4 separate regions of the Homo sapiens genome follow, and all the other regions are linked to region 3. A link is a contact called in ENCODE Hi-C or POLR2A ChIA-PET data. All regions are on one chromosome and are shown on one strand. Each heading gives the region's core, a stretch centred on a gene start or an enhancer-like site at or near the end of the contact. The rest is flanking DNA. Distances are from core to core; before and after follow the strand shown.

Evidence for each region. Hi-C counts contacts between places; a loop is a spot of excess contacts on that map. ChIA-PET counts read pairs that join two places held with the same protein, here RNA polymerase II (POLR2A). Pooled maps may share reads with other maps.
Region 1: a loop to region 3 is called in a map of OCI-LY7, with 3 times the contacts of the local background. The contact joins the enhancer-like site here to the promoter of FAS in region 3. A Hi-C loop is called at or near these places in 3 of 168 maps with a recorded cell type or tissue (OCI-LY7 and naive thymus-derived CD4-positive, alpha-beta T cell), 1 of 37 single-sample maps with no recorded cell type and 9 of 50 pooled maps. POLR2A ChIA-PET finds 5 or more read pairs at or near these places in 1 of 52 experiments (GM12878).
Region 2: a loop to region 3 is called in a pooled map, with 5 times the contacts of the local background. The contact joins the enhancer-like site here to the promoter of FAS in region 3. A Hi-C loop is called at or near these places in 2 of 37 single-sample maps with no recorded cell type and 9 of 50 pooled maps. POLR2A ChIA-PET finds 5 or more read pairs at or near these places in 1 of 52 experiments (PC-9).
Region 4: a pooled map shows a loop between it and region 3 (5-fold over the local background). The contact joins the enhancer-like site here to the promoter of FAS in region 3. A Hi-C loop is called at or near these places in 1 of 168 maps with a recorded cell type or tissue (OCI-LY7), 1 of 37 single-sample maps with no recorded cell type and 4 of 50 pooled maps.

What each region holds. Positions count from the first base shown.
Region 1 is chr10:88,384,291-88,386,990 of GRCh38, forward strand. The region is part of intron 4 of RNLS (renalase, FAD dependent amine oxidase); the gene reads right to left. Among named protein-coding and RNA genes, the nearest start is that of RNLS, 200 kb to the right of the region's middle. Within about 2 kb of position 1,386, at least 26 of the 41 ENCODE cell types and tissues checked have a DNase peak (open chromatin) inside an H3K27ac peak, as active enhancers do; they include GM12878 and OCI-LY7, where a contact is called at or near this core.
Region 2 is chr10:88,270,528-88,273,227 of GRCh38, forward strand. The region is part of intron 1 of LOC101929727 (a long non-coding RNA gene); the gene reads left to right. It also overlaps a transcript of RNLS not described here. Among named protein-coding and RNA genes, the nearest start is that of RNLS, 310 kb to the right of the region's middle. RefSeq lists an enhancer at 1,074-1,123. Within about 2 kb of position 1,409, at least 7 of the 41 ENCODE cell types and tissues checked have a DNase peak (open chromatin) inside an H3K27ac peak, as active enhancers do.
Region 3 is chr10:88,989,444-88,992,143 of GRCh38, forward strand. It overlaps FAS (Fas cell surface death receptor), which reads left to right and starts at 1,355. Exons shown (of 9, transcript NM_000043.6): 1 at 1,355-1,463. The coding sequence starts at 1,434. FAS-AS1 (FAS antisense RNA 1) reads right to left here. Exons shown (of 1, transcript NR_028371.1): 1 at 1,979-2,700. It also overlaps a transcript of ACTA2 not described here. RefSeq lists a silencer at 51-100 and enhancers at 508-1,019, 1,020-1,530, 1,671-2,080, 2,211-2,290.
Region 4 is chr10:88,063,224-88,065,923 of GRCh38, forward strand. No RefSeq gene overlaps it. Among named protein-coding and RNA genes, the nearest start is that of PTEN, 200 kb to the left of the region's middle. Within about 2 kb of position 1,433, at least 15 of the 41 ENCODE cell types and tissues checked have a DNase peak (open chromatin) inside an H3K27ac peak, as active enhancers do.

The sequences.
Region 1 (2,700 bases), core at 136-2,635, 610 kb before region 3:
GCTGTTTAAGTTCAGAGACTTTCTCAAGGTCAAACACTGGTAAATGAATTAACCATTATTTAGATGGTTAACAATGATATAGATAGTACTGTAGTTATAATTCCCATTTTACACATGAAAAAACTTAGGCTCAGAGAGGCTAAGTAATTCCTCAAAGCCACACAACCTAGGCTTTGCAGCCAGGAAGATGAGATTAAATCATGCTTAATTCCCTTACCAGTGTATGACCTTGGGAAAGGCTGTGAACTTCAATTTCTCTACACTATAAATTGAAAATTATAGTACTGACTATATCATAGGGTTGATTTCAATATTAGATTAATTACTATATAGAAAGCACTTAGAACAACTATAGCTCTAGTGTGGAGTAGTCAGAAATGGCCTGGAAGTTCATTTTTAGTAAAGAGATTAATAAAATAGTTTATTATGTACCAGGAGTTGATGGAGAACAGTTCCCAATTCAGCTGTCAATTTGAGCTTTTCGCTTATGAAATCTATGCTATTGAGTTGACGTTTGTTAAGGAAAAGAACCTAATGTCTGATAAACAGGCAAAAATTAACTATTACATTTAAATGTGACTATTGCAGATGTACTAAGTAGTTGAGAAAGCCAGTTGGGGTCATACTCACTTAGGCTTACACCTAGCTTTGCCTCCTTGTTAGCTGTGTGACCTTGGTCAAATCACTTAACCTTTCTGAGCTGAGGTACCCTCCTCTATAAAATGTGGATTTTAAGTAGGCTATTATAGAGGATGATGTGAGGATTTTAAAAGACCATGCATCAAAAGTACCTAAGATGAAGCCTGATTTAAGAATGAGCTCAGCAAATGCTAGCTCATTTCCTTGGATTAGCCTTTCTACACTGACCCAAGGCTTGCAAGGCAAAGCAAAACTAAATAAAAGCAAAATGAAGTTAAAAAGCCCAAACAAATAAAAACCAATTTGTTAATTGGGTGTTGGTGGATAAAAAGACTCTGAAAGTACATCCAGTCAAATTTGAATTTCAGGTAAACTATGAAATTATTTGTAGTATAAGTATATAAGTATGTAGTGTAAGTATCCCAAGCATTGCATGGGATATACTTACACTCACTAAATTCTTCACTGTTTATTCAAAATTCCAATTTAACTGGATGTCAGGTATTTCTATTTATTAAACCCGGCAGCCTAGACATGGTAGAATTTAGTAAGCCCAGACATGACAGACTCCTGAATAGCCAAGGCACAGAATTCAAAAGAGTCAAATGTGTTTCCAACTTGCTAACTGCAAAAGCATCAAGGAAAAGGTTGACCCCACCCTCTCTGTCTCTGCCAAGCAAAGAGCCCAGATGGGAAACCCCAGGTGAGTGATTTAGCCTCCTGTGCATACTCTATGGGATCCTGGTGCAGAGGTTGCTGGGAAAACCGTGGCAGCCTGCCCTAGGTTTTCCTTCGGGTGGGGCCCTGTGGTTATGGTGTGGTGACTCTTTGTCACGGTGCCCCTGCCACGCCCTGCTTAGTCCACCTGGTGGTTGGGGGTAGGGGAGAAGAGAAGTTACAGGCAGAAAAAAAGGACTTATCAATGTAACATATTTCTTAGGTGGTTTGTGCATTGCTGTTTGGGCTTGCAAAACTTTAATTATTACTTTGATGCAGAGTGGCTGCAGATTGTCACTGCCAGGCCTGATTTAATAGCCTGCTTGCACAAAGTCCGACAGAGATTGCTTTTGTTGCACTTTCTAACAGCTCGTGATGGTGGCTTTTTTACGTTAAGGAGGAAACTCTGTGGTTAAACTGTAGCCTAGGTATTTTTAGAGCCGTTACCATGTTAACCGAAATTTCGTACATTTCACCTGCAGGATATGCAGTCGTGCTTAGGGCCTTCCTTAAACTCTAACAAAAAATATAATTTAACAGTTGTTAATACTGTGCTTAGGACCAACTCCATGTTATCAGAAAAGCTACTGACCAAATACTGGACTGCTAAGAATCCTTTTTTTGGATGGGTGGTACTGTGCCATTAGAGAGTATTTTTTTTTCCTTGATATAAAACGAGTTGAAGGAACATAACCAAAAGGCTAAAATTGGTTAGTTCTAAAGGTCAGAGCCTGAAGGCAGTGACCCATTTGTTAATCATTAAGCTTTTCTAAGCCGTCTCTGACAGAATTCTGGCTTTCTGCCACTTCTCTGGTCATTTTAAACTGCAAATTCTTGTACTGTTTCAGTTTTTAAGTAGGTTTCAAAGGTTATGAGAAAGGCATAACTTGTTAGCTATTTTTCCTTATCAAACGTCTTTAGGGTTTTGGAAGGCAGAGCTGTTCTGTGTTAAGAGAATCCTCACAGCATACCCAGCCATACAGCATTTAAAGATGGACTCTTGGGTCCTCTGAAAAGGGTGGATTTCTAGCTATCATTCCCATGTTACTTAGTTTCCATAGATAAGCAGGATGTGAGGGCTGAGGACACCCACTTAGCCATTAGGTATTAGTTCCCAAATCACTGCTATCTCAGGGTAGTTGTCTCCAATAATCCCAGCACTGAAAGTTCAAAAAACAGGAGCAAAATAACCACAATGTATTTATCATCTTCTGTCATCAGTTATAAAGTGGAAGTACTTTAAAATATTTTGAATGCATTTTTGTAAAGCCCAGTGAGGTTCCAGTGCTATGACGTTTCATTGCCAGAAAACTCAATGCCAGTTTATGCTCTAGTCCATCTGAA
Region 2 (2,700 bases), core at 159-2,658, 720 kb before region 3:
AGAAAGAAACCTAAGTTTCAGCTGCCCACTGTTTCCCTCTGTGAGCAACTTGAGTCTGGTTCCACTCAGGATCCTCTGAGAACTTAGCTCAATACTTGTCCAATAGTAAACACTCCATAATGTTTGCCTGTTTGAATCTATAATCAAAATCTCCAGTAGGAGAAGGCCCTTGTATTTCTGTTTCATTTTTTTTGCTAGTTGGTGGGAGAACACACTTTTCAAAATACTAATAGTTCACCACCGGACAAGAGATACATACAACCCCAACTTCCAAGTAAATGGAAAATACCTTTTCTGGGTACGTTTATTTGGAAAGGGTTTCTTCACTTGAAGAAAGAATTAACAAACCCCTGTTTGGGAGGATAAAACAAGAAATTCCTTTGGGATGTCTCAAGTTTCTAGAGAGCCAGGCTCTCGCAGGCTGAGGTGGCTTCCACACTGTTCATGAACTGCTCTTGGCGGGCTGGTGGCCTGTTTGATATTCTGAGGTCTAGCAAAGATTTAGCTCCAGGGGGTCATCAAGAGGTCATGGTCTTGATCATTTCCTCTGTTATTTATCTTTGGCTTGTGGTACTGGAGCCTGCCTTTGATACAGGGCATTTCTACCACAGCTGCACAGAATCAAGCATTTCAGTGATTTGGTTTGAGGTGAAGGAGGCTTGGCTTCTAATGCTGCGAAAATGTCACTGGGTACATCTGAGAATATCTAGCTCTGTCCTTCACTGATGAGCAAATTCATTTCTGGGGGTTTACCAGTGGCACTTCCCAGACTTGGGTCAGGAAAGGAATCCTCCTGGTGAGGACAGCAGTTTTCAGTTTGAGTAATTCCATTTTCAGTTCCTTCTGAGACATTTTTCTTGCTCTGAGCTGGAGATAAAAGCAGCATGTCTCAGGCCTCTAGGGTGGATCTCTACTTTTCAACACTGTTTATGACTCACCTGTGACTGCCCTCAGTGCAGCCAAGGGGACCATTTATGCTGAATTAGCCTTTGGATTTTTCTTCTTAGTGACAGCAAAACTTCCGTGACAGCAAACAAGTAAACCACAGGAACATCCCTGGTCTGCTCAGCACAGCAGGCTCTTGGGTTCTCAGAGAGCCTGGGAGGACTTTTCAGCTTGTCTTATGTGGGTTTGTTCACCCCGTCCGGTTTCATTTTTATTTAAAACAATTGGTATCTTTCATCTTGGTTGCCAAGTATGGGTTGCATATGGTTTTGACCTGATATGAAGGGCCCAAATCAAATACCCAGGACTTGGCCTGGAAAATTGGTTGTATAAGACCTGCTCTCTTGTTCCCCTAAAAAGCAGCCTAGCAAATGGAAGCAATGGGTCCCAGGAGTTCGTTTCTGTATGCGGCTCTAACTCTGCCACGAAGGCCAGGACAGATAGTGTGCAGTGCTCTGTCATGTCTACCAGAGAAAATGATGCAACATGTGCTGGAGACTTTACCATCTGTGCAAGAGTGCAGCCCTAGGCTCAATCCAAAAGAAAAAGGAAGTGGCATTATAGCAGGGATATTCCCAGTGAGTCAAATTCCCAGAACAGCCTGTCCCTCCTCAAGGTGGTCAGTGTGCCCCAGCATCTCACCTCCAGATTTGGACTAAAACAGAACTGTTGCGTGCAGGGGTTAGAGAGGACTAGAGCAGTGATGTATTTTATATATCATATTTTCTAGCAATGGTTTTCCATCTGAAACCCAGTTTACATTGTGGCCCAGGGCACAGAAACAGAAGCTTTATGAAACAAGTTACTGTTTCCATGTGTCAGCATTCTAATTTTCCTTTCCTTTTCCTGTTCTTTTTTCTGTTATTTTAATTTTTTAAAAAAGCTTCTTGACTCACTAAATTACTATAACAAACCACTTATGAGTCAAAGCCCATATTTTGAAAAACAACATTGCATTAGTGTATACAGGCAGCACCTTGGGAACATTTATAGAATATGGATTCTTGGGTCCCTCTCCAGGGATTCTAATTCAGTCATTCCTGGGCCCAAGAATCTACGTTTTATGTTAACCTGACCTAAATGTGACCATTATGAGGGCAGGAAACGGTTTTGATCCCTAACATATCCCAAGTGCTTTACATGAAGAACTTGGTACAGCACAGGCTCTTGGTCATTGGTGGTTGAATAAATAAATGAATGAAAAAGTATTGATCTTCAAATGATTCCATCCTTCAACCCCAGCCGTGCCTCCCTTTGCATCTATACTGTTGTCTTCGTTTTTTTAAGATAGATACTCAAATAGTCTCTAGACCTTTGAATTGCAAAATTGCTTTGAATCTCCAAGTTGGAAGCTGCCTTGAAAGTCTCTAATCTAGGGATTCTCAGGTGTAGAAACTTTGTCTCGCTGCTTTAGAATTCCTTGGGGAAGTTTAAGGCAAATACATATCCCTAGACCCCAGCCCTGGAGTTTCAATCCAGGTAGATAGGGTTCATGGCCCAGGAATCTGCATTCTATCCTCCCTCGGGTGATGCTGTGGCCCAGCCAGGGTTGGGATGCACTGTTCTTGTGACCTCTCCCCACTGTGGATCACTGTGGATGGTGGTCACCCAGCCTCTGCTGGAAACATTTTGGGCTGGCAGAAAGAAACTCCCAGAGGTCTGCTCCACATTGAAAAGCTCTGCTTATTGGAAATTTCTTACTGATATTAGCTTCAATCACTTTCCTACTGCTGCTAGTCTTGGTTCTGCCCTCTG
Region 3 (2,700 bases), core at 105-2,604:
TCCCACTTCTTTTTGTGTCTATTAGATGCTCAGAGTGTGTGCACAAGGCTGGCACGCCCAGGGTCTTCCTCATGGCACTAACAGTCTACTGAAAGGTGGAACAGAGACAAGCCTATCAACACCTACAAGACTGGTGGTAAGTGCAGTGACAGATGCAAAACACAGGGTGATGGAAAGCCCTCAGGAGGGTAACCTAACCTAGATTTGAGGGCCCAAACAGGCTCCAGAAGAAAATGTCAACTGAGAGGAAGCCTGAAGGATGAACAGTGGGCTAAGCAAAGGGTTATTAATGTGTTATTAATGGGTTGAATCTAATTGGGAAGGGAGAGAGGTTGCAGAGTGAGGTGCAGAGCTTGGTGGACGATGCCAAAGGAATACTGAAACCTTTAGTGTGTCCAGTCTGGAACTGCATCCAAATTCAGGTTCAGTAATGATGTCATTATCCAAACATACCTTCTGTAAAATTCATGCTAAACTACCTAAGAGCTATCTACCGTTCCAAAGCAATAGTGACTTTGAACAGTGTTCACCAGAGCACGAAAGAATTACAAGATTTTTTTTTAAAGAAAATTGGCCAGGAAATAATGAGTAACGAAGGACAGGAAGTAATTGTGAATGTTTAATATAGCTGGGGCTATGCGATTTGGCTTAAGTTGTTAGCTTTGTTTTCCTCTTGAGAAATAAAAACTAAGGGGCCCTCCCTTTTCAGAGCCCTATGGCGCAACATCTGTACTTTTTCATATGGTTAACTGTCCATTCCAGAAACGTCTGTGAGCCTCTCATGTTGCAGCCACAACATGGACAGCCCAGTCAAATGCCCCGCAAGTCTTTCTCTGAGTGACTCCAGCAATTAGCCAAGGCTCCTGTACCCAGGCAGGACCTCTGCGCTCTGAGCTCCATTCTCCTTCAAGACCTCCCCAACTTCCCAGGTTGAACTACAGCAGAAGCCTTTAGAAAGGGCAGGAGGCCGGCTCTCGAGGTCCTCACCTGAAGTGAGCATGCCAGCCACTGCAGGAACGCCCCGGGACAGGAATGCCCATTTGTGCAACGAACCCTGACTCCTTCCTCACCCTGACTTCTCCCCCTCCCTACCCGCGCGCAGGCCAAGTTGCTGAATCAATGGAGCCCTCCCCAACCCGGGCGTTCCCCAGCGAGGCTTCCTTCCCATCCTCCTGACCACCGGGGCTTTTCGTGAGCTCGTCTCTGATCTCGCGCAAGAGTGACACACAGGTGTTCAAAGACGCTTCTGGGGAGTGAGGGAAGCGGTTTACGAGTGACTTGGCTGGAGCCTCAGGGGCGGGCACTGGCACGGAACACACCCTGAGGCCAGCCCTGGCTGCCCAGGCGGAGCTGCCTCTTCTCCCGCGGGTTGGTGGACCCGCTCAGTACGGAGTTGGGGAAGCTCTTTCACTTCGGAGGATTGCTCAACAACCATGCTGGGCATCTGGACCCTCCTACCTCTGGTGAGCCCTCTCCTGCCCGGGTGGAGGCTTACCCCGTCTTAGTCCCGGGGATAGGCAAAGTGGGGCGGGCGCGGGACGCGTGCGGGATTGCGGCGGCAGCGGCGCACGCGGGCACCTGGGAGCGGCGGGCTGCTGCGGGAGGCGTTGGAGACTGGCTCCCGGGGGCTGTTAGGACCTTCCCTCAGGCCCGGGTGCTCAGAACGCTGGAGGACTTGCTTTTCTTGGGCCTTGATGCGAAGTGCTGACCCCGCTGGGCAGGCGGGGCAGCTCCGGCGCTCCTCGGAGACCACTGCGCTCCACGTTGAGGTGGGCGTGGGGTGCGGACAGGAATTGAAGCGGAAGTCTGGGAAGCTTTAGGGTCGCTGGAGGGGGACCCCGGTTGGAGAGAGGAGCGGAACTCCTGGACAAGCCCTGACAAGCCAAGCCAAAGGTCCGCTCCGGCGCGGGTGGGTGAGTGCGCGCCGCCCCGCGGGGGCGGGGAGAGAGCCTGCAGCCTTCAGAACAGATATTGCTCATTTTCTGGCAGTTCTCAGACGTAGGAAATAAGTCAGCACCGAAGCAGTGGTTAAGCCGGAGGGCTCGGAAGAACGGCACCTTTTCTTTCTCGAAAAAGTTATATGGGGGCTGAATGAGCTTCTGGAGGCTTGTTTACCGTTTTTTATTGTCACACAGAAAAAGAAACTGCCTTGTCTCCCTTCCGGGAATTCTCTCTTTAAGACTGTAAGTCGCTGCCTGAGTGGTTTCATTTTGTTTTGTTTTTCTGCCCTTCTCTTTCTTCTTTTGCCCTTTCTTAGCTTGCACTCCCATGGTGATTTCTGCTTGGTCTCCTGCTGGGGTTGGTGGTACTCGTTCCCACCGCACAGAACCCGGCGCCTATTATTGGCCAAGAAACTTGAGCAGCCTGTTTTGAAAAGTCCCTCGCTCAGAAATGCCAGCTTGCAGATGGCTAATCAAAGAGACGTGGATCCAGGAGGCTCATTTGAGTACCGGAGCCTCTGAGAGTCCATGGATTTTTATTTTATTGGGCCCCAACAAAGTGCCAGGCATAGCGAGAGAAGTGTTTACAAATGTGATCTCCGCGGATTCTCACGAGAGCCATGTAGTGGGGAAGATAACCACATCCCCATTTTACAGATGGCGAAATGAGGTTCAGAGAGCTTCAGTAATTCAGCCAAGATCACACAGCTAGTAAATGGGAGATATGGGATTGAACTCAGATCTAATTCCAAAACTCAGG
Region 4 (2,700 bases), core at 183-2,682, 930 kb before region 3:
TGAAAATGGCCTGTAGCTTGGAAATCTCAGGGGGTGTGAATGTAATTTGACATTCTTTGTGCACAGGCATGGGCTAGCCCCTCTGGGTGAAGAAGCTTTCAGGAAAGTGACTGTTACTACTCAGCTAACAATGTAGTGCTGAGCACTTTGCAGGACCGAGCTCACGAAAGTCTCACACAAGTCCTAGGAGGAAGGTGCTATTATTATCTCCAGTATACAGATGAGAGAACTAAGGCTTGAGAAGGCCATGAAACTTGGCCCAAGCTCACACAACTAGTCAAGTGTCAGAGCCCTCAGCTCTCTCTGCCTTCTGATTTAGAGATTTTAATTAGTGCAAGTTCAATATCTAAACTCTAGGAAGTTGCTAAGTATTTGGGGTAGAACCACATGATTCAGGTGATGATCAGTGTATGACACTTTACTATGACAGGCCAAAGAATTGAGTAAGTAGCATTTAAAGTTTTTACTGAATGGGATTAATGTCTTGTTCCAGGAAGGATTGAAGGCAGCTGATATAAACTGGGCAATATGTGAGTAGGTAGAGATGGTGAGCTCCAGAGGAATTTGGGATGATTCTCAGAGGAGGGACTCTGGTTGGGCCTTGAAGGATGAGTGGGAATTAGGTAAGTAAAGAACATTTCAGATTTGGGGAATCAGAATCAACTCTCTTTTAGGAGGCTTGCATTTGAAGCTACTCCATGAAAATGTTCTAAGTACACACAGTGACCTTTCTTGGGCTATGCTCCTACACTTGCTGAGCTCTTATATTCTTGAGAGATGTTTTATCAGCCTAAGCATGCAAAGAAACATGTGACCTGTGAAGTAATCCTTCACCAAGAGCACGTGCCAAAGCTGGTCAATATTGGGCCAGAAATTCTCCCCATCCCACCCCACCCTGCCCTGTCATTAACCAATTCTCCCCACATCCTAGTGTCACTAGTCTTTTCATGGTTCTGAAAACATGTTATTGCTTAAGTGCATTTCTCTACCATACTTTACAGACATTATCACTAGTCCTCACAACTGCTCTAATAAGGTAAATGACATTAGGCCCATTTTACAGTGGAGGAAACTGAGACTGAGAGGTGTTAAGAACTTTGCCCAAGTCATACAACTTCTTGGTGGTGGAAGCAACTAATTCATGGAAGAAACAGATCTGATGCCAAAGCCCGTGTTCTCTCTACTCTACCACATACTCTCCTTAGAACCGAATGAAGACTCCCCAGGCAGTTTTTGCTAGTATTCTGGATTTGTTTAAAAATCCTCGTAAGATGTTAACAACTTTAAGTCCTGTGGTGGTATGGGGGACCTGAACACCTGGGTGCATTTTCTTTTATTTACTCTAACAGGGACACAGACCTCTGGCTTCTTTCATAGAAACCCCCCTTTTTGAAATGTCTCTGTTTTGTTCATTCAGGAGAACAGATCAGCATCTCTCATGCAAGGCCTGGCTCTGTGCCCATCTCACTTTTGCAATGAATTTAGCAACATCTGCTTTGCCCATTAAAGTGATTTTTCTCTTCCTGGCCCTGAGCCTGTATGCTTGCTGCAATTGATTACTAGCAATTTCCTTCCCAAACCAGAGAGTTCAGTGAACTCTAAATTGAATTGTTGCTCACTGGTCTCCTTTGGACCAATTGCATATGGCTTACGTGCAAAATGGTCAAGCCACTCAGTTCCCGAATCTATAGGCTGATGATTCTGGTTAAACGTGGGAGAGGACCTGATGAGTGACATTTCCCATTTTTGCACACAGTGGCCTAGGACTGTGGTCACTTCTGTGTTTCTCAATTTCAGGTGGGGGGAGGGGATGAAGCCACCTTGCTTACAGCAAGGCTGTTGAAGTACACACCCTCTTTCCTTTCAGTCATATTGCAGCACCAATGGCCTCAGATGTAGTTGCCTGGAAACCTTGTTTCAGAGACATCTGAGAAACATATATCTAGCTCCAGAAGTGGCTTAGAAAGACCTCAGGAAGATGCATATCACTGTACTCTTTTGAAGGCAGCAGTGGGTCCCTTTAAGTGGTTCAGGCAGCTTTTTAAGATAAAGCAACGCCCAAAGTGATGCTGAGCCTGTATACCTGGCCTGCTGCTCCATCTTGATTGGCGGATATCTAGTTATCCTTTGAGATGTAGTCTGAGTGTTACCTCTCAGGGAGTCTGCCCATGTCTCACTCAGCCCTGTATTCCCAATATCTAGCACAGTGAGTACATGTAGTGCACCCTCAGTGAAAGGACAAATGAGTGAAGGATGCTGCTCTTCTCGTGAGAAGATTTTAAACTGGTACTTTGCTCTGAGCTGTCCTTGAAGTGTCTCTCCTTCCCCACAGCCATGATAGCTTTACACAGGGACAGTGAGGAGTTGTTGGTTATTTAGAGAAGTGAAAGTCAGGAGTCTCCTCTGCCACATAGTCCTAAAAAAAAAAAACAACAAAAAACCCAAAACAAAGGAACTTATTACTGACCAAATTACTTCCATATATCAGGGAGGTTAATTTAAAGCTAGGAATCTATAAATAAGAAAAAGGTAGCATAAATGACTAACATCAAATAGTATTGACAATTGCTGGAAATCATTTGAGTCATTGCACATTCTGTCTCTTTGAGCAGACATTCCCCGTTTCCACCACAATTGCTGACTGCATACCTACCAGTATCAGCAGCCACTTCTGAAATGATTATCGCAGACGAGACTGCA